Linked DNA regions of Homo sapiens: region 1 is linked to region 2. Evidence: chromatin loops called from intact Hi-C (ENCODE). Cell type or tissue: PC-9. All regions are shown on one strand. Links, peaks and the distances in the headings refer to the core of each region. The heading gives the core; the rest is flanking DNA.

Region 1 (2,915 bases), core at 189-2,688, 360 kb after region 2:
GCTGGATTGAAATGTCTTAACATACTCATGTCTTTAACAGTTATTTATCCTTAGACTCTGTGGAACCTAGGGCCATTCTTATTTCCCAGAGAGGGAGAAAGAGGATAGAGCTCTCAGGACTATCCAAACAGGCACAGGATTATCAAGGTGCAAAGGTACAGAATCCTGCCATATGGACTGAGGGTTGGGTGAGGGGGCCTTCGTGAAGCATCACGGCTTTAATGCTGAAACTTAAAGGACTAGATTTATATCAGCAAAGATGAGAGAGGCAGTACTGTGGGCAGAGAGAAGAGCAGACACAAAGCAGCAGGCAGCCTGCCTTCTCCCTTCCCTCACGCACACCGGCAGGGCATGTCACTGGAGCAATTGCTGTAATCCACAGACTCCAGGATTCACAGAGGGAAATTGTGGGACTATACCTGGAGCCATGATGTAGCCAGATCATAGAGTTTTCTGAAGGCCAACCTTTGTGTTCAGTCTTTCTCAATCAAGCAGCAGACAGATTTAAGACGTCTAAGCTGGGTGGCATGATTATAGTTATTTTTTAGAAAGATTAATACATTGGTGGAATGCAAGATGGATTGAAAGGCAACATTAGAGACATAAAGGAATGAGCCAGAATTTATCTTTGACCTATGTCGAGATGTGTTTCTACAACTTCCTCCAATTTAACCGTCTTTCAAATATTGGATTTGATTGGGCAATCTAATTAAATGTAGCAATATTTAATTGCTACTGTGCTACCATAGTTGCCCAATAGCAATTAAATATTTGTTTCCTACAAAATCAACTTTACTATTGTAATAACAAAAACAAAAACTATTTAGTACTTACTAGGGACTAAGCATTGTTCCATATGTTTTGCATGTGTTAACTCATTTTATCCACCCATCCTCCTGCCCCCCAGTTCTGCTGTGGAAATACTAGTGTTATGCACATTTTAGACAAACAGGAACAAAAAGGTAAAACTTCATCTCTGGTAAATGGTGGAACTAGGACTTGAACCCAAGTAGTGGGACTCTAGAGTCTGCGCTCGTAACTACTACACTAAAGCAACAACTTAAGCTTTCTCTGGGATCTCTCCAGAGAAAGATCTTTGCTATCATGGGGATCTTTGCAATCATCTAGTATCTAAAGAAGTTTCCTCTTTTTAATTCAGTGTTATTTTTCACATGGTATTTATTGTAATATTTATTACCTACATAATATTGCATCCATACACATAATATTCCGCCCACCTAGTTGCTCCAACAAAACAGCTCAGAGTCAACTTTTACTACCTTTTCCCTTAATCTTGCATTTCAATAATACCTAAATCCTGTCAATAAGCTCTGGTTTTTTTCAACATCAATAAAATGATGATTTATTGCTGCCTTCCAACACAAGAAAATTATTTTCTCTACTTCCATTCTAGATCACCTAAGCCCTGTAATCCACAGAATCTTAAAATCCCCCGACCCATACAAAAGCTACATGTTGAAAATGTGAGAATCAGCATGCCTTCTAATTTTTCCCATTCAGGTCCTTTCTGTTTCATGTTCCTTTCACTTTCCTGATCTTGTGGCTTTTGCAGCTGCTGCGGGTAACTTTCTGGGCTTCAGACAATGCTGTTGAGATCCGCATGGATGTTGGTGGAAGAGCTGGCTCCACCCGGCTGACTCAGTTTTAGGCTACTTATACGTCATCTCTGGTCTCCTGCAGTCTCTGCCCTTTCCTCCAAGTGCCTTCAAGGGCTGCACCTTAATCTCCCTCAAGCTACAATGAAGGGACAGGAAGTGCACACGCAGAGTTGCCTTCACCTCACTTTACATTCCTTTCCGCCACACCTTCTTGCCCTCCAGAGCTTTCAGGCCTTCACTGCACCTCACGTGCTCATCTGTCTCATTTCCTGTTACCCTGCTTTCCTTCCTGCCCCTCTCATACACACAGGCACTCCACAACTTCACTTTCTTCACCCCAGGCTTGGATGCCTGGATTCATCACTCCAACTTCCCCTTTGGCAATGCCGTCAACTTCCTTGAATATTTTCCCTTTCTCTACTGTCACTCATCAGTAATTCAACCAGCATTAAATTCCTCTATACGCTTTCTCTGCCCTGCTAATGGGCCCTTGAATGCAGCTATAGCACAACAAAGCATGTGCAAATGGATGCCTCATATCCGCCAGACCCACCTCTTCCCCTGTATTACCCAGAAATCCTGTTTATTTCTAAAAAGAAACATGTTTATGATGCCTGCTTTCTCTCCCACACCTCACAGTATCACTTACACATTGTCATCACTCTCTACCTGTGCCTGTGCCATGGTCCCATTCACTCTTGGCAAAAGACCTACTACATTATGTGTGCCCTTCTCTTCATTTGCTGGCCCAACAAGTGCATATTAAACATTTGCTCTAGGCACTTTGCTTTGTTCTGAGCATACTATGATGTGCAAAATGTCCAAAAGAAAGCATGTCATCTACCTCCTTCCCCTAAACCTATTCCTCCTCCTGGATTGCTACATTAATGAATGGCACCACTGTCTGTGAGTAATTTTAAGTGAGAAAGATAGAAGTCATCCTCACACCTCCACCATCTTCCTTACCCAGACAGTATCCAAGTCCTAGAATATCAGCTATTTCCTTCTCAACAACCTTGCTTCCATGGTCTCAGTTATTGCCTTTGTCAATCTTCAAATGCCAGAGTCCCCTAAGTTTTATATTTCCATACTTAGGTATCTACAAACCAATCTACTTATAAAAGATAAATCATAAGTCTAGGTAAATTCTAAGTTCCAACTCAAGAAAGCCACTTGGGTGATTCTGTTGCCACTTGTCCCTCCTAAGATCCTACTTATACACATACACTGAAATGCAAAAAGAAATAATCCCATAAAAGTGAAAAGAATGGAAGGAAGGTATTTAACAAACAAAAA
Region 2 (2,915 bases), core at 204-2,703:
GCCTAAGGGTAGTCAGGGGTGGGAGGAAATGTTACACTCTCTGTAGCAACATCTGTCCTATAATGCTATGGAATAATAGCAATGTCTTGTCCAGGAATCCTGAAATATTACTAGGGGAGATAATTCCATCTCAGACCTGAGCTATATGCTTTCTGCCATATAAGCATTATGGTTAACATTGAGCTTCCTGGAAGCTAGGGCACAAAGGGAACCACAATAGATATCAGCATTTAACTTCATGAAATTCTTGAAGTCCCATAAGATGTTAATAAGAGTGTCTGGAATAAGCAGTTCATTAGTCAAATAAACCTAGGAAATACTGCATATACTACACTCCATTCTGTTTGAGGAGTCCTAATGGCATTAAATAATGAAGGCTCTGACGCATCTTGCAGCAAAATTTATTTTTTACTCAGTTTCCCAAGTTTAATTGATCATGGAGCCCCTTTCCCATGGAAAATTTATTGACGTCTAGCAATAAATCAGCATTTTGAATAGTTCATTTTGGAAAATGCTTATTTATATGTTTTCCTTGTCAGACAAAAACATTTTCTTTCCTGATTTTAAATTCTAAGGAAGGGCTAAGTATACCTCGGTTTCCCTGCCAGTTTATTCCTGTTTGACTATTTGAACCTCCCTCTATCCCTGTAATTTTTTGTCCATACCCATGTCCTCAGGAGTTTCTATAGATTTAGGAAACCAGGGTAAGTTTCCTTGGTGGAAACCCAACTATGGTGATCTAACAAGTTTAGTGAGGTGAAGTCAAAATAAAGCTTTGGAGGTGAGGGTAATTGTGAAGCCCATTAGGGGTTGGCCCAGGAAATCTGGTGAGAAGGTATTACAATGTACAGCAGTCTCTTGAGAGTCTTACCCCAATATGAGGTGGTTTCTATACTTGGAGACAGCTGTGGTTTTAGCCTGTGGACTCTGGCGACCCCTTTCCACATTTCCCTGTTCACTGCTTTGGGGAAGATGGCCTTGAGGGGCAGAAAGGAGGATTATACCAAGATATGCAATAGTTGGAGACCTATTGGTCATTCTGGACGTGGCTTCAGCCTCTGCACTTTTAGGGATGAAAAACTGGGGGTCTTGGAACAGGCCAACAGAACAGCAGGTCTTTTCTTGTTTCCTCTGGGCACACAGAGTCCCCATCCCATAGCATCAATAACTGCCTGAAGCATGACTTGTCTCCCTGACTGGATTGGAGCTCCTCAAGGATGGGGGCAGCTTCTTATATTTCTCATGCCCCTTCCCCACCACACGAGGTGCTCATGCTGGGTGCTCATGAGCACATACCCAGCCAGCATGAGCACCTAGCGTGGTGGGGAAGGGACATCAGAAAGTGCCTGATCACTAACATTTATGCGTAGCTCAGGTTTTCTAAAAAGTTCCATAGACATAATCTCATTTGGGATTCACAGCAACACTGTGAAACATGTCAGAGATTATCACCCCATTTTATAGCCAAGGAAACAAAGTCTCAGAGAGGTGAAGTGATGCATCCAACTTCACACTGTTGGTAAGTAGCTGGTGGTCTATACGCTACATCACATCTGCTGCCTTTGGAAGGATTCACCCTGAGGTTCAATATAAGAGGATTCTTAGTCTAGGTAGGGGGCGGGGAGCTGTGTCTGGTCTTAGCATCCTGCGATTCTCTCCTCAGTGGAGACTGCCTCTTTTGACCAGCAGAGGGAAGCATGGAAACACAGAGCCTTCCAAAGCCTAGGACTGTTTAGGTTCACCCTCACAGTATGTGATTAGAGCCTCAGCAGAGTTCTAGGCAAAGAATACTGACTGCCATTTGCTGCACACCCACTCTGTGCCCAATTACTATAATACATATTATTTATAACTCCTAAAGCAGCTCTCCATGGCAGGGATGGCCATCTCTATTTTCCAGATGGGGAAACTGGCTCAGAGATTTAGTCATTTACGTGAAGCCATTGAGTTGGTAACTGGTTTGCCTGGGATTTGAACCAGGTCTGCTAGTTCCAACTCTCTTAGCAGGCCCAGGACAAACGTCTGTTGAAGGAAGTCAGGGAAGGGTCTTCTTCCCTCCCAGCCATCCTACTTCTCCAAGTTCATACCACACAGTGCTGAGTGCAGCTCCTTAGCTCAAGGAAGAGGTCATGCTGCAGTCCGCCTCCTACCTCCCAATTCTGTCACTGCTCAGCGTCTCATACCTTCCTTTCCTTTTTTTCTGCACCTCCCTCTACTTCTTTTCCATCCAAAGCTGGGACAGGCAGCAGGCGCATGGGGCCAGAGGCTGGAACACTGGACTGGGCTGAATCTGGATCTCTGGTCTCTGACCTTGTTGATTATCCTGGTCTTGCTGCTGTTCCCTCTGCTCCCCCAAACCCCTGCATCCAGGTACTCCTCCATGGCCACTGCCCTAATATAAGCCTCCATCATCTCTTGCCAGCCTTTCTCACTGATGTTCCACCCTCTGGTCCACCTGCATAAATTAATATCCCCATAATAATCATATTAATGAGGATCTAACTCCTCACATCGCTCCTCACATAGCAGCCAGAGTGGACATTACTGCCAATGCCTTAATTCCCTTAAAGCCTTCTGATGCTCCCCATGGCCTGTAGGGTAAAGCCCCAACCCTGCTCCATCCCTGCAAGGCCAGGGATGACCTGGGCTGGCCTGCCCCTCCAGCCTCCTCCCTCAGCCTGCCCCATCCTCATGCTCACTACCCCAGGTTTATCCAACAACTGGCCAGCTGTACTCCGCCTCAATGGCCTTGTCTACCTAAACTATGTTCCCTGCTAGGGAGTGCTCATTTATCTTTCCAGACTCATTTCTATGGCCCCTCTTCTAGAAAGGCTTTCATGACTTTCCTTTCCACCCTGGTTGGAACAAATTTCTTCTCCACTCCCCTCACCTTGGTCCCAGCAGCAAAAAATGCG

What was found. Hi-C counts contacts between places; a loop is a spot of excess contacts. Peaks named below come from ENCODE experiments on the same cell type or tissue, not always from the same donor. Only the 100,000 strongest peaks of a DNase experiment are listed, where the experiment ranks them.
Region 1: a loop joins it to region 2, with 3 times the contacts of the local background. A loop is called at or near these places in 8 of 110 quality-filtered maps.

The regions. Positions count from the first base shown.
Region 1 is chr1:47,106,302-47,109,216 of GRCh38, forward strand. The region is part of intron 9 of CYP4Z1 (cytochrome P450 family 4 subfamily Z member 1); the gene reads left to right. The region is part of intron 5 of CYP4A22-AS1 (CYP4A22 antisense RNA 1); the gene reads right to left. Among named protein-coding and RNA genes, the nearest start is that of CYP4A22, 30 kb to the right of the region's middle. RefSeq lists an enhancer at 1,540-2,149. In PC-9, for the core only: no CTCF peak of the experiment used is centred there; DNase peaks (open chromatin) are centred at 1,640 and 1,898; H3K27ac peaks cover 1,426 bases.
Region 2 is chr1:46,746,199-46,749,113 of GRCh38, forward strand. No RefSeq gene overlaps it. Among named protein-coding and RNA genes, the nearest start is that of EFCAB14, 29 kb to the left of the region's middle. In PC-9, for the core only: CTCF peaks have their summits at 1,671 (motif pointing right) and 1,870; a DNase peak (open chromatin) is centred at 1,683.